Regions from separate parts of the Homo sapiens genome. Here all the other regions are linked to region 1. The links are chromatin contacts, found by Hi-C or POLR2A ChIA-PET in ENCODE. All regions are on one chromosome and are shown on one strand. The core of a region is the stretch at or near the end of the contact, and the rest is flanking DNA. Distances in the headings are between cores, read along the strand shown.

Region 1 (5,973 bases), core at 1,062-3,561:
ATAATCACTCCCAAGAAAACGTTTCCCATGGGAATGAGGAAATGAGTAAGATTAGGGATTGTGCCAAATTGCCTAACCTCACCCCAGCAAGGTTCCACCTGACACCTCGGGAAGTGCTAGAACCTTGCCTCTGGGGCGGTTTGCCATTTCCTCCTTCTCAGGCTCTTCTCCCAGTCACAGAGACTCACAGAGCCAGCAGGAGGTGACTCAATTCCTTTTAATTCATTTCATCTTTCACTGGGAAGGCAGCACCACTCCTTTACAATCACAAAATATCCCCCAGAAGAAGAGTTTAGAGTTTACAGGTGTGATTTGTTTTTGAGGCATTGTAGGAAAAAAAAAAAAATTTCCAAACCTGGATACTATCTCTTTGCATTTTGAAATGGTAGACTTTTGTCAAAAACTGCCCAAGGGACCAGGAGAATGGTGAAGTGCCTGCCTCCTGTTTTACACACAAAAAAACTGGGGAGATTGCTGGAGAGGGAGGAAGAAAGCCTCCTTAATATCTGGCTAAACATCTTTGGTGTCAACGGTGGGTACTCCCCACTCCAGATGTCCCCACACAGCTGCTCCTCAACACGTGAGAGCCAAGGCTGATTTGATACCACCACCAAATAATAAATGCTCCTCCACCCCACCCTGTGACAGACACTGGCTCACAATCTTCAGTGATGGGCCACTTTCTAGAGTCCCTGAAAGCTGGGACATGCAGAAACAGTAAAAGGATTGGGGAAGAATAGAGCAAGTGAGAGACAGAAACACCATGTTTCAGCCACCCCTGTCCACCAAGTAGCTCATTCCAGCCTGCCCTGCCCCAATTTTCAGACTTTTTTTTTTTTTTTTTTTTTTTTTAGGACAAAGCAAGGAGACAGCCACAGAAGAGATGACACTGTGGTGAAATTTTCCGAGAGAAAGGAGAAGAGCTAGTGTCACAGAGCAGGAGGGTGTTTTAAGAAGAAGAGGCAGATTTGAAAGGTGTCAGGAAACTTCAAATGAGGTGAGTTCCCAGTAAAGGCCATTAGGTTTGGGATTTAGGACTTTGATGGCCGCCCTAGAGAGACCAATGGATGATGAGTTCACGGTCCTCTTTAACTCAAAGCCCGGTATACATTCCCATTTTATTAAATACTATGGATATTGTAATTTCTTACCTCCTGGAATGCAAAAATTGGGCTGCTTTTGTTTTTTTCACACTCAGAAATATTGCTATCAGATGAAAAAGTGTAGTTGCCAGTTTCTTCCCATATTCTCCGATAAACATATTGCGTTGTCAGTGGACCGGTCAAAGTCATAGCAAATGCACTAAGGAAAATGGCAGGTTCTACAAATAAAATCTTCATATTGCCTGGGTAGGTAGCTGTATTCTATAAAAAGTGAAAACGGAGAAAGATCATCTGTCTCATCCCAGAGGCTAGATATTCAAAGATGGGTAAGTTTGAGCAATTTTGTGGAGTAAATGTTTAAACAAGCAAACTAGAGAACAGAAAAGGCAGTAAGCACTTTCTCAGAGAATAACTTTTACTTTGGAGTAGAGTACTCTGTAACAACCTGAGGCTGCCATGCTTTCCATTTTTATGAGTAGGACATTGTAGGACTCAAGCCGCCTTTGAGTCTTTGAAATCATAAACTGTCACCCATCTTGGTTAGCCAATGATCACAGTACAGTTCCCACACTGTATATTGCCAACTGATTTTTCGTAAGTTCAACAATGAGGTTCCTTTTGGGAAGCGACAGTTGCACAATTGTTATTGTTATTTTGCTGCGTATTAAAAACGGACAGGGAGGGGGCGTTTTAAAAAGCAGCTCCCAATCGAAAGGGCCTTATTTTTAACTCACCCCACGATTACAGTCTTCCTGCCAGGCTGGGTACAGGTCGGGCCGTGCCAGGGGCTGTCGCCTCGGATGCCCTGCGCTCGTGCGCGCCCGGGTTCAAGGGCAGCCTCTGGACTGGGGCAACAGAGGACGCGCCGGGGACAGTAACCTCGGACTACGCGGCCGGCGCTGGGGTGGGGAGAGTACTTTCCCGTCGAACTCGACCAAATTACGCTTGTCGGGGAGTCTCAAGCGTATTGTAAAGCAAACCTCGGCAAGCGCACTTCCGCGTCCCGAGTGACACCTGCAGGGTTCTCCGGCAGCCCTCGGCTTCCCCGCGGCCCTGCGGACCTCGGCCTCAGCGCGGCGCGGCGGGGCGCGGAGCAGCTGCTCCTTCTGCGCAGTGGACAATCGGCCAATCGGCGCCTCCGTCGGTCGGTCAGCGGCCCTGCCAGCGCTAGGCGATGACTCGGCCGCAGCCAGCTGAGCATCGCTGTCCGCCGAGGAGGCGGGGTCGGCTGCCGCGGCGCTGTCACTGTTCTACCCGGCTCTCCTGCGATTGGGCCCAGCGGTCGGTGCCCCAGCGGCGATTGGTCCACCCGGACGTCACTCTCCCCTGGAGAGTGGCTAGTGGATCGTGCACCCACCCTCGGAGGCCCGGAGTGGATCCCGCGCGACCGAGCAGCCACTCAGCACCGCTGTTGAGTGGTGGGCCGCGCCGCAGGCTCAACAGCTCTGGAGTTGCAAAGCATTTCTGAATCCGAATATCCTTTCTCATAGAAACACATAAAACAACAGTTGGAAAAGTAACATGTTTGGGCTGTAGCCCCCAGCAGGATCCCGGTCGGCCCGCAGAAGAGGGGAATGGGCGCAGGTGGAGGGCATAGGAAAGAGAGTGCTCAATGCAGAGTTAGCGGAGGGTTGGAATGTGGTCGCTGGCTTTTCCTGGGGAGGGGAGGGGGGACTTGGGCAAATCGTTAAATTTTCATGAACCTCCATGTCTTTATCTGCCACGTGGGGATGATAAGTCTTACAGGGTTGTCTAATTAAACACTCAGCATGTATACACAACACAGCCCCTGGACATAGGAGGAGTTGTCAGTGCTCTCCAACACACCCACCAGGAACAACTTGTAGTAAAAGAATTGAGCTACTACTTCTTGAAGCCAGGAGAAATGCATGCATGAGGAACCGTGGGGGCATCTCAGTAAGAAGGTGTTAGAATTTACTATGGGCTTGCGTTATGTGATTTTGGGAAGAGTTCAAGAAAGCAAGGCCTTACTCTGGATTGGTTGCTGTCAGGAAATGGCAGTAATTCTATGATTGGGTATCTTAATAAGTCTTATTTAGGAGTCAAGACTAGACAGAGGCTAAAGCCATGAATGATAAAGAAGCAACAGTCACACATATTTGTCATTTTTGTGGTTTAGACAGTGCCTAAATTTTGTCCGTGTTCAGACAAAATTATGACGTGGTCTTGTTTTTGTCTTGATCATGGTTACAGAATGCTCTTGTCTGACTTTGGTGTTCCGTGAAATTGTTTTCATTCGACAGAACACCATGGTCCAGAAAAGTTCTTAGCAACACCAAGGCCCAGCTGATAGTTCCAGCACCTGGATGTCAGAGCTGCTTTCTCTTCCTCAGCACTCCTTAAATGACAGTTGTGTCACTGAATGCAGAGTTAAACGTCTTAGGTTTGAGTCCTAACTGATACTTAGTAGCTGGTAACCTTGGACTTGCCACTTAATCTTACTTCCCAGCTTCTTCAAATCAGCATTTATGAAGCACTTGTTATGAGTTTCAAACAATGGAGCATGGATATTGGAAAGAAGATAAACAAACATGAGTAAGATACAGTTTGCAAGGAAGACATAATATTTTAAGTTGCAGTACTTTGTACTAAGTACTATATTATTCTAAACGGCACTTAGAAGATGTCCTTTTTTTTTTTTTTTTTTTTTGAGGTGGAGTCTCGCTCTGTCACCCAGGCCGGAGTGCAGTTGCAGGATCTTGGCTCACTGCAACCTCCGCCTCCCGGATTCAAGCAATGATCCTGCCTCAGCCTCCTGAGTAGCTGGGGTTACAAGTGTGCGCCACCATGGCCGGCTAATTTTTGTATTTTTAGTAGAGACAGGGTTTCACCATGTTGACCAGGATGATCTTGAACTCCTGACCTCAGGGGACCTGCCCACCTCAGCCTCCCAAAGTGCTGGGATTACAGGCATGCGCCACCGTGCCCTGCTGAAAATGTCCTTTCTTATGGGGCAAAAATAATTAATGTCCAATATACTTCCACGCTTTGCATTCCTACTCTTCCACACGAAGAAGAAAGCCAGGTCTTCTTAATGAGTTCTGCTGCTGATCGCTATGGTGACAACAGTCATTTTTTTTTTGTATTTTTTCAAAGAGAATTTTAATGTGAAAAATTAGCAGAGTTTCTGCCTTCACAATTAGAGTTTAACATGAGTCTTCCAGTGTTTTAAAAAGAACTGTAATATACGTAAAGCAAAATATTTTGGCATCATCTAGTGAAAACAGACAATGTGGTATTTTTTCAGCCATCTCATATAGTTAGGCCCTGAGTTATAATTTGAGATAAGTGATTCCTAAACAGAATGTGCTTTACAGAATGTGACCAATTATATTACTCCCAAGGACCTTGTTTCAGATTATATTAAAACCAGAGTTCACTGATCTCACATTTTAAAAAGAAAAAAAGTTTGTTAACTGTTTTAATCAACATAAGTAGTAACAAACATCCCTAATTGGATTCTAGAGAGGAAGCAGGGAGGGCCAGGCATGTGGCTCATGCCTGTAATCCCAGCACTTTGGGAGGCCGAGGCGGGTGGATCACGAGGTCAGGAGTTCAAGACCAGCCTAGCCAAAAGAGTGAAACCCTGTCTCTACTAAAAATACAAAAATTAGCCAGGCGTGGTGGCAGGTGCCTGTAATCCCAACTACTCAGGAGGCTGATGTAGACAATTGCTTAAACCCGGGAGGCGGAGGATGCAGTGAGCTGAGATCGCGCCACTGCACTCCAGCCTGGGCGACAGAGCGAGACTCCATCTCAAAAAAAAAAAAAAAAAAAAAGAGAGAGAGAGGAAGCAGGGAACAACTGAGCCAAAACAAAATTATCCCCTAAGGACTTGACTTTGGACTTCCACATAAATGTGACCTTGAAGACCTAGATACATATTTATCAGGTAAATATGTAATTATTTCGTAATTAGATCAAGATACATGAGCAGTTTTTGGCATTAATAATTACATTATTTTTAGGAAATCTTATCAAATATGGTCCCGGATCTCTTAATTTCCTATATTCAGTGATTTTAGTTAAAATTCCAAAGGATATTTTTTTTCTACAACATCTCCATTTCTGAGTATCATCATACCAAAAGAATTAGTATTCTCTCATTCAAGGCTTTAGATGTTCAATTATTCCCTGCCCTTCCATCCTCACCCACACAATAATTGCCCAGATAAATAATAACCTGAGGTTTCCAAGTATCTCACCGGGATTTTTATTCTTTATACCTTGCAGGACTAGTCCAAGATTTGAATACCCTGAACTTATTTGGCAAGAGCTAAGAGTACTCTTAAAATTACTACCTGGAAATTATATTATTTAGAATCTGCCAATTACCTAGATCCTCCTGAACAATTGTTTTACTAATGAACTTCCTGAAAGCACATGTATAAGTATCATAGCTATTAGAAAATGTTTCAAATGCTATTATATTTGATAGAACCATTCAGTTAACAAAATACTAAATCATAAACTGGCTTTTAGAATTACACACTCAAAAAAAACAGTACACTACAAGAGTTGTTTTGTACACTTCATTCTCTTCGAATGCCTTTGTGGCTTACAGTGATGATCACATATATTGGTTCCTTGCAACCTTTTTCATTTTGATCTTCGTTTGTAATGGATAAGTGGGTTTTCAGGGGTGTGAATCATAGTTGTATAATTCACGATGGGAAAATATCCATCAATGAGATCAAATTCATATAAACGAAGCATAGTGGACCAAATTGTCTTAATTTGAACATAGGCAAAATTTTCCCCAATTCAACGATGACACCCAGCTCCAAATGGCACATAGGCAAACTTTTCCCCTGATGCTGGGTTATCCTGTAAGTAGCAATCAGGATTA
Region 2 (5,973 bases), core at 892-3,391, 1.9 Mb after region 1:
ATCGTGAGTGGCTAAAATGAGAGAAAAAAAGAGAAAATCCTAATCATACAGAAGCACTGAACTACTGCAGCTGTTCGTTAGTTATTAATTTAATAAAAGCTTCCTCCCTTTAAATCATGTGAGTTTATAACTGGAAATAGGTCAATAAAATTTCTGTCCCACACTGCTGACAAGCGATGGACGCAATTAGCTTTAATCCCACTGGAAGGTACTGCACTCTCTCTGGGACCAGGATATGTAGAAAAAAGCATTTCAAATATATAGGAATAACCAGAAATGTATACAGTATTCTCAACTTGGGACCGTTACTCTATAATATAAACGAAAGGGGTTTTCTAGTCAATCTCTGCTGATCTCCTGTACCAAAGTTCTTCCCTTTATAAGTCTTGTACTACCTTTTACAAGAGGAAAAAGCTCTAGAGCGAAAACACAGAACACACTAAAATCCCTTCCTTTCTCTTTACAACTCAAGCCCCGCCTCCATTTTGTTTCTGTTACTAATTTTTCTTCTGAAAAAATACCAAATTTACACTGAAAGACTAAAATTCAACTTTGCAGACAACGTTTTAAAAAATACAATTCAGTTTGGTGATGTTGTTTTGCAGTCTTACAATTTTAGCTACATTTTAACTGAACCAATTGTTTTGTTCAATTTATGAGTTAATACTCAGCAAGTTTGTTTTTTACAAATAGTGTATTCCATTCTAAAAATGGAAGTAGCAGTGGTGAACAAGAAAACAACCCTCTGAGTTTTGTCTATTTCAGGAGGAAGTACTACTTTCTCCAATTTTAATCACAATTCATAAAAAAGAAAAACCTAACTAGCTAGATCTTAAATATACAAATACATTAACAATCTAGTAAAGCAACAGAAAAAGGTAAACAAACTAACCAGCCTATTTTTGTCTGGAGAAACCCCAACAAACTGCTGGATTCCTTGGCCATTTGCATTCAGAAGTACCAAAAACTAAAATCCTTTTTACTAAATAATTTCTTCTACACGAGACTTGTTTCCTCCACACCACCCTATCCAAATTGTCAGCATTATTCCAGAATATAATCATTTAGTTTGAGACCACTAAAAAACCCCGCAGTCCAAAATACCAATTGTGGTTTTTCTGTAAAGAAATGGTCAGAAACTACAAATTGTTATCCTAGGACACAGAACCAATCGACCAAAAGGACTTCTGGAATATGCTGCCCCCAAGATTTAGAATGCACAGGCAGAAATAGCATACGCGGTCACGATGTCCCTTAAGCCACATGACCTTCCTACGAAAGCAAAGGCTTAAACTTATCAAATGAGAACTCCCCCTTTCTCTGAAGTTAAAACAAGGCAGGGCAGCTGGAATTAGAGCAGCAGGGACAGATCGGCTGTTGACTAGTCAGAACGGGTCGTGGAATGCAAAGTCCCTGCGCTTTCGCTGCTCCCCTTACCGTGAGAAGATCTGGGAGGGAGGAAAGGAGGAGAAACACCCCAGAATCCTGGTAGAAAAGCCCCTGGCCTCGAAGATGGGCTCTAGGGAGACAGGGAGGGGCAGCTCCGTGTGTGATGACCCTTTGTGAACATGCACTCTGTGGCAGCTTCAGCTCCACCGAGGCTTTGGGAGAGCGGACTACGGATGCCCGGCGCGGCCCAGCTGTGAAGGCCGCGCCGGCGGAGAGGGTCCATGGCACCCCCGCCGGCTTCGGAAGCCCTTCCCTCTCCCACCTCCGCGGGTCACCCCAGGAACCAGCGGCTCCCGACCACGCTCGCGCGGACCACGGAACAGCGACGCGCAAGCAGGTCTCTTTCGTCAGCGTAATCCCTCCGCAGAAAGCCGCGCACTAGTTTTAATCACGCCCCACCCCCTGGCCGCTGGCGCCACCTCCGCCACTCGGGCGCTTTCCAGCAGCTTCCAGAAACGTCGCCTCCCCAAACCCAGCCACTCACACATGGCGGGCTCAGCAGCCACCGGCCCCGCCCCTCCTCGTCGCCGCAGTCGCAACTGCGTCTGCGGCCACAGGGCGGACAGCCACGCCTCTGCGGAGGGCGACCGGAAGTGCTCACGTCTTCACCTTCCCCGCCACGCCACCGTCCTTTCAGGCCCAGCGTGCAGCAGGAAGGAGGACTCTTTTGCCGCGGACTCAAGCCGGAAGCCGCCTTCCTAGTGGAGACGCGAGTGGGGGAGGAGCAGTCCGAGGGGAACGTGGGTTGAACGTTGCAACTAGGGTGGAGATCAAGCTGGAACAGGAGTTCCGATCGACCCGGTACCAAGAAGGGGAGTGCCCGCGGCAGGTAAGGGAGAAGAGGGAGGGGTTTCTTTCCGCTCTCGAAATTGGGAAAAGAGACAGAGCTGGGATGACCTATGGGGTAGTCGGCGCGCTGAAAGGATGGGCTGGGCTGGGACGGGGTTCAAGTGGGAAAGGTTGATGATTAAGGTATAGAGTTGGACTTACAGATCCGTTTGGGCGCAGAGAGGTGAACGCTGAAGAGAAACCAGAGTTTGTTTTCGTTTTCCAAGGAGCGTGGAGATGGGCAGGGTTAACGGACCCTGCGCCTCCTTCGGCTTCTTAGTTTGGGTGTTGAAACTCACCTCCTTTGGTCCTGTTCGTCTCTGATTCAAGACAGTTGGGTTTGGTACCTGACAGGGCTGGGTGCAGAAAGCTGACCCTGTTCCTCGGCTTCCAGGTCGGTTGTGGCCTCGCTTTTGACAGTTCACGTGCCGAGCCTACTCGCTCTCGGAGGGCGAGCTCAAATGGGTGGGTTTAAGGCCCCCTCTTCGAACAGCTGTTTCCCTGGGTTTCTCCATTTTGCACACAGGAGTGTGAATTAAGTTTAATTGAATACTTTTTGCGATTCCCAGGGCCACCTTGACACGTTCATTGTGCTATCTAACTGGGTTCATGCTGGGCTAATAATTCACATTAAGGCTTCTGGAGTATAAGTGGTTCACAGAAGTATGAAAAGGGGATGTTAGAAGAAAGATGCTGGGGGTGAAGTAGAGTTGAGGAAGACAGAACTGGAAAGCTAGGTTGGTTTCACAGTACAATGAGCTTTAGGTCATAATACTACCTTTAGGTTATATTGGGCTGTTTGGACGGAGTTTGCTGTAATCAGGCTAGAGTAAATAGAGAATTTTAAACTAAGCATTGACAGGCTCAGACTTGTAGAGGCATCATTTTGACAGTGATATGGAAGGGAAAGAGGTAGAGATTTGAGACCTTTCCAAAGAACTGTCCACAGAATTTGGTGACTTACTGTGCGAAGAGGGAAATAAAGAATAGGGAACAACTCAAGACTTTCTAGTCTGTGTGTTTGGAAGGATGGAGACGCCCACATTTAAGTGAGATATGGGAAGGAGGAGCAGATTGTTTTTGAAGGGAGGAAGAGCAGTTACTTAGGGTCAAATTAAGTTGTAAAATCCCCCCCGGGATTTTGTATGTAAGTCAAAGTGAATTGTATTTGGAAGAAGAACTGGGGAGCCCACCTCTGGTATTTTTTTTATGTCCCTCATATGGACAAATAAACCTCTGGTATTAAATGAATTTTCTTTTGGGGGATTCTATATATTCGGGATTTCAACCACCAACCTATCTGGTTTTTCCCGCTGAAATGTTGGGTGATGGAATCAGGAGAGCAGATTTGGAGACTCTTTATATTTTATAATTGAGAGAGACAAAGAGAAAACCGTTTGATTTGAAAAAGTTTTCTAGGTTCCCTCAGGTAGATGGAAATTTTCATCAAAAACAGTTTATTCAAGGTACATAGCCTACTAGTTTCCCATTTGAGAGTACCGCAGAATGATACGACGTGTACTGCTTCTCTACGCAGAATGAAGTATAAAATTAGCACCAAATAGTAACTTTAATTTGTCAGGTGCTAAACTTTTTACATGCTTTATCTCATTTAATTCTTAGAAGAAACTAATTTTACAAGTAAGTGTCTGGACCAACATCTGCAGGTACAAAGCCTGAAAAGCGTAAGTTTGACTCCTACATAGTTCTCTTTTGTAAGTAGATTATAAATAGAACCAGCCAAAGGTAATAAGTTGTCTGTGCCTAAAAAGAAAGAAAAAAGTTAGCATCAGTAGTTCTCACCAGAAGGGGTGATTTTGCTTACCAGGGGACATTTGGCAAGTCAGGAAACTTTTGGCTGTTGGATCTAGAGGGTAAAGGTCAGTGACGCTGCTAAACATCGTCAGTGCATAGAACAGCCTTCACAAACAATTATTTGGTCAAAGATATTTGTAGTGCTGCAGTTGAGAAATTTCTGTCTTATGGTTATTTCTTCAGGAATAGGAAATTAAGATTCGCCGATACTTTCTTTAAAAAGCAGTTTTATTTTTGAAATTATTCCTTGGCTTGAAAGGTTTGTGAAGTTTATATAGCCGAACCAGAATAGCGTAATTAGATTTTAAAGTGAATTGTGAGCCATCGATTCCCAGGAGATGGGTGTCATAGAATCATGGATTCTTGGATTTGGGAAAGACTTATGCCTAGAATTATTTTACAACATTTCTGCTAAGTGGTAATTCTCCTCTGCCCTAAAGGTCTCCTGTATTTGATTTTCCTATCATTGTGAACCCACAATTAAAATGCTCTTAATTATTTTTTGCTTACACTGAGCTCCGGTCTCTTGTAATTTTTACTCTGTTAAATGTGGTTCTGCACCATAGGACTGCACTCAAAACAAGCTTGCCACATATGTAATTTGTACTAGGACAGTGTTTATATTTTTGTTCAGATAACAAAATAAGTTAAATGTGGTGTAAATTAGATCATTTACAAATAATAATTTGTTAGCAGCTTTTAATAAGTAGTATTTTTCCCAACTGGTGAAGTATTAATGTTGGTAGTTGAAAACAATAGGAATGTATGGAATATATGGTTCACTGGTTCTTTTGTTCCTGTCAAATAGTGGCACAATGGATCTGGGGTTTTTCTCAGTATAATGCTGGCATATTTGTTTCAAATTGTACATAGACTCTAAAAAGTTAGGCTTTCAAATTCTGGTCAATATAGTTTGCTTTAAATAGTAGCTGCCTCTACTACAAGTTTTATTTAATTTGTTGACAAATGAGTCTGCTATGAAAACCGGTCCTGTTGCCAGTCACTACCCTCTGTTCACAAATTTGCTGGGTTTATAAATATAGGTATCATTTTCACTTCAAGATTATAATTTTAGAATATGTTTATTCTAGGACATATAGCCCTCAAAATCTGCTTACTATATACGTCTTATAAAATAGCATGGTTCTTTTTTATAGTAAATAGAATTTTTATTTAATTGTCTATTGACTTTTTTTTTCCAGGGTTCATTGAAAAAATCCTTAGTGATATTGACATGTCTCAAGTGACATAAATTAGCCAATGACTCGGAATGATGGATTCTCCGAAGATTGGAAATGGTTTGCCAGTGATTGGACCAGGGACTGATATAGGGATATCTTCACTCCACATGGTGGGGTATTTGGGAAAAGTTAGTGAACTTATTTTTTGCCTGAGTGCAAAGTTTTTTTTTTTTCTCTATTTTTGAGACTTAAATTCAATTTTGATGTTACCAGTTAACTTCTAAAAAATTGTGTCTTCCACGGAAATCTTACAGTAATGGCGAAAGATTGTTTTAATGTGTTTACCTTTCTGTGTTTTATTGATACATGAAAGTGGAAATAAAACATAGACCTTATGATTTACTGTTCTTTGAAAATATGGTACATAAATTCTCCCGGGTAATTGATGTTACTTTTTTCCTTGCAAATAAAATTGATACTATTCTTAACACATAAAATTTAATATTTAAAACTATAACATAATTCTTTTTGGAATAATAGCTGTATTTAAAGGCTTATATGCATTTCTTTTGTTTGCCATGTTTAAAATACCTTGTCAGGATACTTGTAATTGAAAATTATAATTTTTTCTGGTTACCTTTCCATTTAACTTTTAATATTTTGATATATTCTAGGAATGTCTATATTTTAATTTGCTTTA
Region 3 (5,973 bases), core at 2,904-5,403, 1.5 Mb before region 1:
ATGTTGAGATGCTAAAGAGTATCCAAGAATAGATATCAAGTTGAATAGCAATCTTGAGGAAAGGCTGGAATCACATAAATCAATCTGGTAGTAAGCAACACAGAGATGAAATTTAAAATTATAGGAGTAAATGGAATTAACCAGGAAGGCAGTACAGAAAGAGAAGAGCAGGGGCCTAGCTCCAAGACCCAGGGAAATGTAGTCTTTATAGGACAGGGAGAGGAGGGAAAATCAGCAAATCAGACTGTGGAGTGGTGAGGAAGGGTAGTGTTTCATGGAGGAAGAGCTGGCCAACAGAGTCCAGTGCTTTGCGGAGATCAAGAAAGGAAAGAACAGGGAATGTCTTTTGGCTTTGGCAACATATAAGCAGTTGATGCCCTGACAAGAGCAGCTTTAATGACATGACTAGAACAGAAGTCAAATGAAACTGAAGCTGAATGAAAGATGAGGAAGAGATAATAGTGTTTATGTATTAAACTGTATGACACTGCTGAACTTTCACAATTTTTGATGTACAAAACCAAAAATTTCATGACTCCTTTTTTTTTACATTTGACAGAAGAAAAATGAACATATGGGGCAGTAGTTATAAAGGAATATGAGATCAAGCAGAATCAGAAAGAAGAGAGTTGCGGGTTTTAGTGGGGAACACCAGAGCCTGTTTGTACATGGATAAAAATGATGGAGTTGGCTGGGAGCATGTTTGTACACTGATAAAAATGAGGCAGTTGGCTGGGCGTGGTGGCTCACACCTGTAATCCCAGCACTTTGAGAGGCTGAGACAGGTGGATCACTTGAGGTCAGGAGTCCAAGACCAGCCTGGCCAACATGGCGAAACCCTGTTTCTACCAAAAATAATAAAATTAGCCGGGTGTGGTGGCACACGCCTATAATCCCAGCTACTTGGGAGGCTGAGGCATGAGAATTGCTTGAACCCAGGAGGTGGAGGTTGCAGTGAGCCGAGATCATGCCACTGCACTCCAGCCTGGGGACTAAGAGAGTCTCAAAAAAAGAGGCAGTCATCAGCTGAAAGAAAGGTGGGAGAAAGGAAGGTTTGATAATCAAAGAAATGACATGAAATAATCTTTAAATAGAATAATGTGAGACAAAATAGAAAATGTTAAGCCAGGTTTGCTTATTTCTGCTTGAACCCCTGACTGTGATGAAATGCAGCTCCTCAGGAAGAATCTTAAAACAGGATAGAGCACACGGCCCCCCGTGTCACTCGCCTGAGTTACAACGTTCCTGAAACAGTAAATGAACTTGACCTTGCCTTTTCCTACATGAAGATGTCTGACAGGGTTAGTGATTATGCTTCTACAATCTATAACCAAATTACTTTAGTAATCTATAAACTGATGTACTCTTACACCCAAACTTTAATGAGATTTCACACATACAGAACCCCCACAACCTACATAGAAGCAATGGGCTGAGGGACCACTTTGGAGCCCTGTGAAAGAACTGCCCTCAGGGTATAAACCTTGGTCTACAGTCCTCAGTGAGACTTCTGAATAAAACTAACTTTAATTATGTAAAAGCTTAATTTTTTTTTTGACAGCAGGTAAGCAAATTAACTGGGGAACTGTAGTGGGGATGCTAAACAGTACAGTACCCATTTGTTAAGGGTTGGTCGTGAATTTATGGGAGAGGCTAAAAACACAAATGCCAACAGGAGCCAGGCAGGTAAATGACTGAAGCAGGCTGAGTGATGAAGGAACTCAAGAATGAATGCCCCATCTAAAGGGGAAGCCAGTGGAGTGGCCATCAAGACTATCAGCTCTATGCTGCCAGATCTCCTGATTTCTCAAGGGAAGCCAGAAATCTTTTTTTTTTGATATGTTAATTTTTAAAACACTCTATGGGCTCAAAAAAATATTTCCAAGTGCAAAAAAATATAGTGCATGGATGACTAGTTTCTGATTTGTCATCACACCAGATTACAAGATTTTCTTCAACGGTGCTCAGCTGTGGAGGTACTGTCACGGTTGCATTTATCCAAGGTTCGGTATGTGCTAAGAAAGTGATGGGGGCCAGGCGCGGTGGCTCACGCCTATAATCCCAGCACTTTGGGAGGTGGAGGCGGGTGGATCACCTGAGGTCAGGAGTTGGAGACCAGCCTGGCCAACATGGTGAAACCTCGTCGCTACTAAAAACAAAAAAATCAGCCAGGTGTGGTGGCGGGCGCCTGTAATCCCAGCTACTCCTCGTGAGCCTGAGGCAAGAGAATCGCTTGAACCCGGGAGGCAGAGGTTGTGGTGAGTCGATGTCGCGCCACTGCACTCCAGCCTGGGCAACAAGAACAAAATTCCCTCTCAAAGAAAGAAAGAAAGTAATGGGAAAGGAAAAGTGACCTGAGGAAGTGAGTGCTAACAGAGTGACTGTAATAATGAACTACAGAAAATTAAGTTAAAGACAATCTAGAAGCCAAGGGCTAATGGTTACAGTGAAAGTCTGGAGGAGTCAACGTATTGAAGGAATCAATACCAAATCCTATTCCTCCTCAAGTTCTTCAGCAAATGATGTTAAGTGCTGATGACGATGGTCACAGAATGTACACATTTAAAAAATGGTGCTGACGCAGTTCTTAGAAATTACAACTTTCAGGTGCATCAGGAGAGTGAGTCGAAGACATGCAAATTTCAAAAGCGACTGGACGATATTATTTATATTCAGTCTGATAAGGGATTTTGTTAACTTAGCTGACTTTTTAAAAATGCATCCTAAAAATACATACAATCATGAGAAAAACATGAGACAAATTCCATGATTAGGACATCCTACAAAATACATGACCAGTACTCCTCAAAACTCTCAAGGTCACCAAAAGTAAGGAAAGTTTGAGAAACTGCCACAGCCACAAGAGGCATATAAGGAGACATCATAACTAAATGTAATGTGGTATTCTGGATGGAATCCTGGAACAGAAAAAGGGTATTAGGTAAAACCGAAGGAAATCTGAATAAAATGTGAACCTTAGTTAATAACAGTGTAAAATATTGGTTCATTAATTGCAACAAATGTACCATATTAGCATGAGATGTTAATAATAGGGGAAACTGGATGCTGGGTATATGGCATTATCTCAATTTAAATAAACTACATTAAGAAAATAATATCTATTTTTAAAGGTGTAGTGAATAAAACAATGGCCACCCATATATTTAACACCCGGTTTAATAATGGTCAATACAGTTAAAGCCTCCCTTTATTGTCCCCTCCTTACCAGATATGACTGCTTTTCTCAACTTGATTTTCATTCTCTTGTATTTCTTGACTTCTTTAACTACATATGTATGCATAACTAAGCAATATATAGCATTGTTTTACAAGTTTTAGAGTTGAATGTATATGAATTGTCATACTATTTATTTTTCTACATCTTTCTCTTTTTGCCTCATCACATTTCTGAGTTCAGTCTTCTTTTATTGGCGTATAATACTACATCCTAACATCCCATAAGGTATTTATTCTGTTATTGATGGACGTTTCTAATTTTTTGCTTCTACCCACAGCGCTGTTACGTACATCCTTGTTCACTTACCAAAGTTTCTACAAGACATATAGGTAGGAGCAGAGTGCTGGGGTTTAGTAATTGAAAACTTTTACTAGATTTTGCCACATTGCTTTCCCAAAGAGGTTTTAACATTTGCGCACCTACTAGCAGGTGCGTATGTTTAGACGTGTGGAGGAGAAACTATTTAAAGACATACAAACTAGATAATATACTTGCTTCATTCTCGTTTGACCTTCGTACCCAAGCAATTATTTCTGCAAACAAACAAATAAACAACTACTAATAGCACTTCCCGCACCGCCAGCCGCAGTTTTCCCTGCGGAGACGCGGATACAAGGCAGCTTCCGGCGAAGGCGGTGACGCAAAGGATGGCGTAAGCACGCTCGGGACGACGGCGTCCTCTTGATCGCCCTTGAAGGCCCCTTTCCGGGCTGTCTGACACGATGCAAGTGTCAGCTTGTGTTGGCCGGTTGCCTTTCTTTCGCAAGAGGGGAAAATATCCTCACAGACTTTCTGTGTTCTCAGAGACGATCTTCTTCCCTAGAAAGAAGTCGCTTACGGTTGGCGTTTCCCTCAGGCAGCGCCGTGGGCAGCCCACAGGCCCTTGTAAGGCGCGCGCCGCGGCCCCGCCTCTTTCCTTTCGGCCGGAACCGCCATCTTCCAGGTAGGGCCTACGCGTGGCTCCCGGGCGCTAGGTGTTCGACAGACTTGAACCGCGACCTTGTGGCCTCAGAGGTCGTTCATTGGGACCGTGGGGAGACTCTCTAACCTGTTTGAGGTCCATTGGCATGGGCGGGTTAAACCATGTTCTGCCAGACGGGGAGCAGCGTGCGCCGGGTCGGGTCTGGGCCGTGGGCTGAGAACCGGACTGCGATGTTGCGGCCCTGCGGGGGGACATTTGCGAGAAAGACGAGACTGAGTCGCTTGGGGTGAGGCGACTCGAGTTAATCTTTAAAAGACTTCGTTTTATGTTCCCGTGGCTGCATCTCCGGTACTGTGGGTGGCCCCTCTCACATAGGCTGTGTGGGGGCCGCGTGGCCTGATGCCTTTCTAACTCCTTTCAGTGTGGCTTTTTTATTCCAAATCTTGCGATGATGTTGGGTGAGGACTTAAGGGGTAGTAGGAATGGGTTTAAAGTCAGGCGTCGGCTTTAATCTTCTGTGAAGCCTACAGGTGTGAAAACCCGGGCTCTCGGTCGGAGAGTGGGTCCCGGAGTCGTCCTGGGTGATGAACCCTCACTGCCCTTAGTTAATGCATAAGACGATTTCCGACTGTTTTTAAAATTTTGACCCCACATGGTGATCGGACGAAGGGAAAGTGTTTTGAGGTTGCAACACCAATATTTGCACCAAGAGGAGATACTGTTTTGCGAATTCTAGGGCAGCATGCTTTGAGTGAAGGGAAACATTTAGCCATAGTTCATCATTTTGTCTAGTTTGTGGACGTCAACAGAGTCGAGCAAACTGCAGGTTGCTCTTTATGGTGGATCCTAGTTGCCATGATTTTAATACTCTTACAAACTGTAAAGCATCGTTTTGAAAAGTGCCTTCAGTTTTAAGTGTATGGGGTCCATGCTTAAAATGGATTCCAAACTCAGAAAGATGGATCTAGTGGAGGATTATGGGCTCTGGAATCAGGAATGAGTTAACTGATTATGCCACTTGGTGATTCCACAAAGTGACTTGAATCTACACAGTATCACCCTTTGTGTACTAACTTAGCACAAGTTTTTGGAACTTTATACACATCTAAAGGCTTTGGGGATTGGAACAGAGTACCTGGCATTTAAAGGGTTCATCCATTGTAACAATGGTTTGACTTTGGTGAGTTAGGTGAAACATGTCTTCTTGCTATACAATTTTTATAAAAATGGTACTTTGGGAGCCATTCTTAAAGGATTGTTGGTAAACTTAGAAACCAAATTGTGTTAGAATATTGTCAACACGTCAAGCCTGACTGCTGTATTTTACCTTATGGTAGGAGTAATGGCCAGGAATGGCATTTCTGCCCTATAATGACTAAAGAGCTATCAAAACTATTGTTTTGGCCTTTTTGGGAAACAAAGGAAAGGTTAATTTCTAAATGCCTGTAGGTGAATTCTTAGATAATGATAAATTAGCTGCCGGTTACTACTGAGCACTTTACACGGGCCAAGCATTGCTGAGTTCTTTGTAGACATTACCTCAGCTACGAAAGTGTTCACCCCTATTTTACAAATGAAGATGAGAGATGAAATGTGGGTGTCCCAGCTAGTAAGTGGCAGAGCCTATGTCAAATTTAGGTCAATGATTATAAAGCCTGGGTTCCCCTCTCTTCTACCCTATATACGTTCGTAGTAAATAATCAGAAATGTGAAGTGGCTTGAGATTTCTGATAGTTAAATAGATGATGTTTGAGATACACCATCACGGAAAATTTGGTTGACAAGAAAGGTTTAATTCACATAAAAATGTAAG
Region 4 (5,973 bases), core at 2,219-4,718, 1.1 Mb after region 1:
GACTTCTTAAGCAAAAATGCAAAGTTAAGTAATAAACGAACGTTTAAAAGACTTTCACAAAGAGAAAATCTTAACCTCTAACCAGTTGAACAGTAGAAAACAAGACATAAAAAAATACTCAGAACAATCAAACCTGTGCTGTACGTTAGTACCCACTCTGAAATAGCATCATCAGGGCATTATATATTTATTACATAATATTGCTTTGCCCTTGCATATCACCTTTAATCAAAGGATCTCAAAGCACCACAGAATCAAGGCCTTAACATCCAGTCTCAAACAGATAAACTGTTATATTTTATAATTGCAGATATTAATAAAACCCTGCTCCTACTTCCCAGTCCTCTGATCCTAACATCAGCCTCCAAACCCTCTCTCTGACTTGGAAACAGTATTTCCCAAATCATCTCAATCTGTGACTGATGCCACGCACATTCCAGCTTTTCTTCACTGGACCTAAAGGAAGTAGCGGCACTGTTTTAATAACACATCTATTTCATTCCAACGTCTGTGAGAGAATAGACGGTACTTAAGGTTAACCTATTTTGCACTGTGCTTGATGATATAAAATGGAGGCTTTCGAGAGAGCAAATCTTTGCTCGAGGCGATGAACCCACAGATCACTCATCAAACAAGGGAAATAGCATTTCCCAGCTCTGTCTAGAGACCGCTCCCGGCAACTTCAAGAGCAGTATGGAGGAAAGCTTGTCCAGCCGTACTTAACCAGGCAGGAGGCTATTTCATGTGTGCACACCAGAAGAGAAGCGAAAACTAAAAGGACAACGCACGAGTTTTAGGACTCAGGAAGGAGACTGTAAAGCTGTTATGTGGCCACCCCCAGAGACAGAACACTGTGTTTCCTTTGCATTCAATGGGAAATTAAACAAGAGCAAAATTCCTTTAAACCAAGGTCAAAATAAGCCATTTAGAATCATTTAATTTTTGTTATAAAATCTGTATATGAGGTTTGCTCCTCTAGAAACATCTGGCGTTTTAAAATTTAATCATCAGCAGGCTGGGCGCAGTGGCTCACGCCTGTAATCCCAGCACTTTGGGAGGCCAAGATGGGTGGATCATCTGAGGTCAGGAGTTTGAGACCAGCCTGGCCAACATGGTGAAACCCTGTCTCCACAAAAAAAAAAAAAAAAAAAAAAAAAAATTAGCCAGGTGTGGTGGTGGGCACCTGTAATCCCAGTTACTTGGGAGGCTGAGGCAGGAGAATCGCTTGAACCCAGGAGGCAGAGGTTGCAGTGAGCCGAGATCGCGCCATTGCACTCCAGCCTGGGCAACAAGAGCAAAACTCCGTCTCAAAAAATAAAAATTAAATTAAAATTAAATTAAAATTAAAAAATAAAATAAAATTTAATCATCAGCAAAGTTCAATTTGTTTCCACTGAATACACAAACACTCAAATGTTAACATATGTGAGCACAACTACGTTAACTTCAATTCTTTCATAAACAGGATTATTCCTCTTCCTGGTAATTAAATGCATTATGTTTGTCCTTAGGACTGCAAAATGTAACTTCACACTCACACAAGCCCAGCCCCAGCACTGTAAGGTTACACGGTTACTGTTAGTCAACCGACTCACAACCTTACCCTTTATAAACAAAACAAAGAAAGGCGTCAATAAACAACAGTACTTTTTGTTTCAAGTTCTCAACACTCAGTGATCGAGGCTCAATACTATGTTTCCTTAGCTTTATGTCTAATATGGAATCTACTATTAATAAATATCTGGCATTAAAAAGCCCTGGAATATTCATTGTAAGTACCAATACAGGGTCAGCCTACGTTTCTGAAAATCCCAAAATATCTTTATATTTCTGTTGCCATCCGTATTCAGACATTTCAAAAACCTCACAGCAAATTCTAACATACTTTTTCTTGAAGAGATGTGCATCCCTGTTCTTGAAAAATATCAAGTTCGTCCCTACTGCAATGACGATCTCGTCTGTGTCATAAAGCAAGATTCCCGTTTCCCTACCTATTCTCTCGTAGGGACACCCGTCCTCAGCTCTGCCCACTGTCCCTGACGTTTTCAGAAACGTTAAAATACTAGTGTTCGGAGGCTTCTAGCGAAGAGGGAGATGTTTTGTCCCCTCAAGCTACCATGATACATTTCCCTACTTCTCCACTATCTTCAATGCTTTAGAAAACACGACCAAATGAGAGAACCCATATTAAAAGCAGTACTTCCTAAAAGGGGGAAACCAGAAGCTCCAACTTCTCCAAATCGCTCAGCACAGTGGCTTTTCGACAGTCCCCAGCAAATCTTCGCCCCACGCCTGCCGTCTTTCCGATTAAATAAGATTGGAAACCACAATTAAATCAGTGTCATAACTTATCCGTCACTTACCATATCCGCCGGGACATTACTGGACATCTTGCCGTTTGATATACACCCAGATGTTTACGAAAAAAACAAACAAAGAAAAAAGAGCAGAAGTCTTCACGTTACAGAAATAAACCACGATTTTGACTGGTTCGTGATGTGCTTTCTCCCCCAAAAATAAAGTTATTTTGGAGCCAAAGTGCCGGTCAGGCCGAGGTTCTGGTTCGAAGAGGAACAATCCCCAGGAGCTGTGTGGCCGGAGCAGGAGGAAACTCCCGGGACAGCAGAGGCAGCCCCCGTCGTCGTCGTCGTCGTCAACAGCAGCAGCAGCCCCAGGACCGGCCGCGCCAGGTGGACCGAGCCGAGTGACACACGGACATGGAGAGGGGTGGGAGGGGGTTAAATGCGCCTTCCTCCTTTCCCAGCCCCGGCAATGATTCACACTTGCTCCCGAGTCAAGTCCTCATTAAGCAGGAGAAAAATGCCCCAGCGTGGATGTACACAGATAACTATGTAGCTACACATCGACGCGTGAGCCTTGAGTGGCGGCCGAGCGGTGGCCGGACGCTGGCCGCGGACCCTGCAGAGCCGCTGTCGGAGCGCCCGCGCGGACAGCGCGGGGAAACGGCTCAACTCGCGCCGCGGGGGCGAAGAGCCGGGCCGCGGAAACCCGCGCTCAAGGGCATTTAACTAGTTGGAAGCCAAAGCGAAAGACCGGAGCGGGGGACCGACAGCGCGGGGGTGCTCGGGGCCGGCCGGGACACTCCACAGCCCCTCTGGGCTCAGGCCGCGGGCGCCTCCGGACAGCAGCTGGGGTCGGGGCGCATCGTCTCCGGCTCCTCGCCACTCCTCTTCTGCCTCCGCCTTCCCCGCCGCCGCCTCCCCGGTCTCCGCCTTCCCTTCCCCTCCCCTCCCCGGCCTCGCGAGCTCCGGGCGACGCCGACTTCGGCTGGTCCCCGGAAGAGGCCGGGTCCTCCTTCTCCTCAGCCCGGGAATGGTTTCCTCTCAGAGCTTTGTTTCTCCTCCTCCTCCTTCACTTTTCAGTCCCACACGCCGCGGCCGCCTCCTGTCATCGCCTCTCAAACCAACATGGCGGCAGCGGCGGCGGCGGCGGCTGCCTGAGTGCGACTAAGGGAAACGGGGAGAGCACGGGCCCCCCCTCGCAGCAGCCGCCGCCCCCGTCCTCGTCCTCCCTCCGCGGACACCAAGTGCGTCACCACGGAGACCATTCCCTCGAGCATCACGGGAAGTGTAGTCTACGAGGGTGGGGGGGGGAGGGAGCCGCCGAACGCCTCCTCACCCAGCTCCGAAGCCACGCCCCCCATAGCAACAGTTGCGAGGAAAGGAAAGCTCCCTTTCCCTTGCTTTGGACAAGCTGCTGCCCAGGAGTTAAGTGATACCTGCTACCAGGAGTGCTGTGATCATGAGAATTGTTGGGAGAAAATAATTCTGCATAGAGAAATTCCCTTATGCACGATATGCACACAGAGCTAAAATATGCTGTACCTCCAAGCAGAATCATTCATTTTAATTACAGCACATTCTCCACATCCTGCAATCTCAATGCATTTTGTAGAGTGATTTCATCTAGGTCTCCTCAACATTACATTTTGAAGAACAAAAGCAATCATTGATTTCCAATAAGGTCACATAAGTTCAACAGGAACAAGGATCTCATTAAGCAGTGAGAATATTTGAACATGTGTTTCCTTGAAGACCCAGGGCAATAAAGCTACAATCTACTTAACTGAAATTACCAAAACTGTATTACATACAACAGTGTTATTATATCAAATCTGTATCAGGAAATAGCTACTACAAACTTCATGGGGATTCACCAGTTTACCCATCTGGACCCTAAATTCTATTCTATGTAACTCATAATGTAATTGAAAACCTATATGCCTTGCAGTGATTAGCAAATAGGAGAAAATAATGCCATTGTTGAGACACCATTCAGATGGACATTTGTGATTTCTGCATTTTGTTCCTAAATCTGAGGTCAACATCTGAATCCCTATTCATATCTCTTAGTCCTTTGACAGAGTACTTTAGAAAGGGCAGTCTCAATATGATGCCTATATATAAATGCCAATGAATTTAGAGTCTGAAAGCCACCTCTCCAACCTACAGCTGTGTGACCTCATCTGTAAAATGGTCTTGCCTACCTTCCGGGGTAAAGTAGGGGTAGTTATGAGGATGAGTTCATGCATGGGAAATAAATCACTTTGTAAATAATAATGCATCATTTGATATGAAATGTCACTACTCATTCTCTCATTCAGCAAACAAATGTGCCAGGCACTCTGCTAGGCACTAGGAGTTTAAAAATGAGTCACTGTAGCGAACAGCAGCATCATGTGGCAGAAATGCCAAGGTCTTGGGTTGGCAATGGGGGTTATTACATCCTTGTCTATAGGGCTGTTGAAAAGAGGCAGAATCCAGTCACTGTCCTCAGGGAGCTCATTGTCTAGAAGCCTACGTGATTCCCCACAGCAATCTCTCCAGTTGGGTTTCTCATCAGTTGGAAACCCACAGGACATTTAGAGTACCTGCCTCTTGAGTAGCCTGGGTGGAGAAATTCCAAACACTCCTAAGGGCCTATATCACCCTGAGGAAGATAGATCAAATTCTCCGAAAAACCAAAGGCCAGAAGAGAAGAGAGGCCCAAATCTCACTGTGATTAGGCTTCAGGACTTTGTCTAGATATTTCCAAGTCCATAGTTACGTGATTTTCCATGGCCTTTGTTACTTGGTTGCTCATTTGCAATGTTTAGCAACCACAGAGTCCCCCTACCCCTACACCAGCCCCCCAGGAAATAAGGGCAGGTGAAAATACTTCAATTGACCAATGAGCTCAGAAGGAATATTGGAGCACATTTTGAAAGCTCTAACTCACAGAGTTAGTCCCTCCACCATACCCTTGACTCCAACTTTTATCCAATGACCTCCCTGGCCATGGCACTGCCTGGCCATGGCACTGCCGGGCCTAAGTGCCACTGTAAGTAGAAAGGCAAGAGTTGCTGTTTGCTGCAGGTTACCACTGCCACCTTTACAAAAGGCAATGTCTTTCAAAAGTCGCTGTGTTTCCAATTACTCTTCTAAGAGGGGCTGAGACATTATTCTCAATAAAACTCATTATAACTCATCCCTAACATTGTTAAGGCATGAGGTAACATTATTGGACACAGTTGCAGATTTTTCCACTCTTTCTTTTCTCTTTGCTTCCCAGCTCAGGCGGGTGAGGTGGGAGGCTGTAGAAAGGAGTTCAGCTGTCCCAAGCAGGAAAAGGTAGCATCTTCTTGACACCAGGAATCTATTGTCAGCATCAGTTGGAAGAAAGTGAATGACACAGCATTTTTGTAATGGGAAAAATAACTTCATAGGAAGTCAAAAGACCTGGCTCTGCCACGAATTAGTTATGTGACCTTTTGCCTCTCTGAGTTTCAATTTCTTCATCTGAGAAGCTTGAACTAAATCTCTAAGGTCCCTTCTAAGAGTCTATGAGTGTCAAGTCCTGGAAAAATAGGGCATGACACCGATGGCCTGTTAAAAATATCTTCCCTAAGTGACTACTTATGGGTAGGAGGGATTTTGGGGGAACAGGGAAGGTGGAATGATGACAACCTAAAAT

The links. Hi-C counts contacts between places; a loop is a spot of excess contacts on that map. ChIA-PET counts read pairs that join two places held with the same protein, here RNA polymerase II (POLR2A). Pooled maps may share reads with other maps.
Region 2: a loop to region 1 is called in a pooled map, with 12 times the contacts of the local background. The contact joins the promoter of USPL1 here to the promoter of SLC46A3 in region 1. A Hi-C loop is called at or near these places in 7 of 50 pooled maps. POLR2A ChIA-PET finds 5 or more read pairs at or near these places in 2 of 52 experiments (CD4-positive, alpha-beta T cell and naive thymus-derived CD4-positive, alpha-beta T cell).
Region 3: a map of sigmoid colon shows a loop between it and region 1 (10-fold over the local background). The contact joins the promoter of RPL21 here to the promoter of SLC46A3 in region 1. A Hi-C loop is called at or near these places in 4 of 168 maps with a recorded cell type or tissue (B cell, CD4-positive, alpha-beta memory T cell, CD8-positive, alpha-beta T cell and 1 more) and 12 of 50 pooled maps.
Region 4: a loop to region 1 is called in a pooled map, with 10 times the contacts of the local background. The contact joins the promoter of UBL3 here to the promoter of SLC46A3 in region 1. A Hi-C loop is called at or near these places in 1 of 37 single-sample maps with no recorded cell type and 8 of 50 pooled maps. POLR2A ChIA-PET finds 5 or more read pairs at or near these places in 1 of 52 experiments (BJ).

Annotation. Positions count from the first base shown.
Region 1 is chr13:28,716,659-28,722,631 of GRCh38, forward strand. It overlaps SLC46A3 (solute carrier family 46 member 3), which reads right to left and starts at 2,312. Exons shown (of 6, transcript NM_181785.4): 1 at 1,838-2,312; 2 at 1,152-1,364. The coding sequence starts at 1,340. It also overlaps the pseudogene CYP51A1P2.
Region 2 is chr13:30,615,779-30,621,751 of GRCh38, forward strand. It overlaps USPL1 (ubiquitin specific peptidase like 1), which reads left to right and starts at 2,142. Exons shown (of 9, transcript NM_005800.5): 1 at 2,142-2,278; 2 at 5,295-5,461. The coding sequence starts at 5,363. It also overlaps a transcript of HMGB1 not described here. RefSeq lists enhancers at 1,540-1,609, 1,630-1,769, 1,820-2,149, 2,170-2,219.
Region 3 is chr13:27,247,405-27,253,377 of GRCh38, forward strand. It overlaps RPL21 (ribosomal protein L21), which reads left to right and starts at 4,154. Exons shown (of 6, transcript NM_000982.4): 1 at 4,154-4,181. RefSeq lists enhancers at 3,458-4,657, 3,476-4,061, 3,869-4,408, 4,062-4,647.
Region 4 is chr13:29,847,149-29,853,121 of GRCh38, forward strand. UBL3 (ubiquitin like 3) reads right to left here and starts at 3,469. Exons shown (of 5, transcript NM_007106.4): 1 at 2,364-3,469. The coding sequence starts at 2,390. RefSeq lists enhancers at 2,035-2,104, 2,575-2,644, 3,315-3,384 and silencers at 2,945-3,244, 3,515-3,624.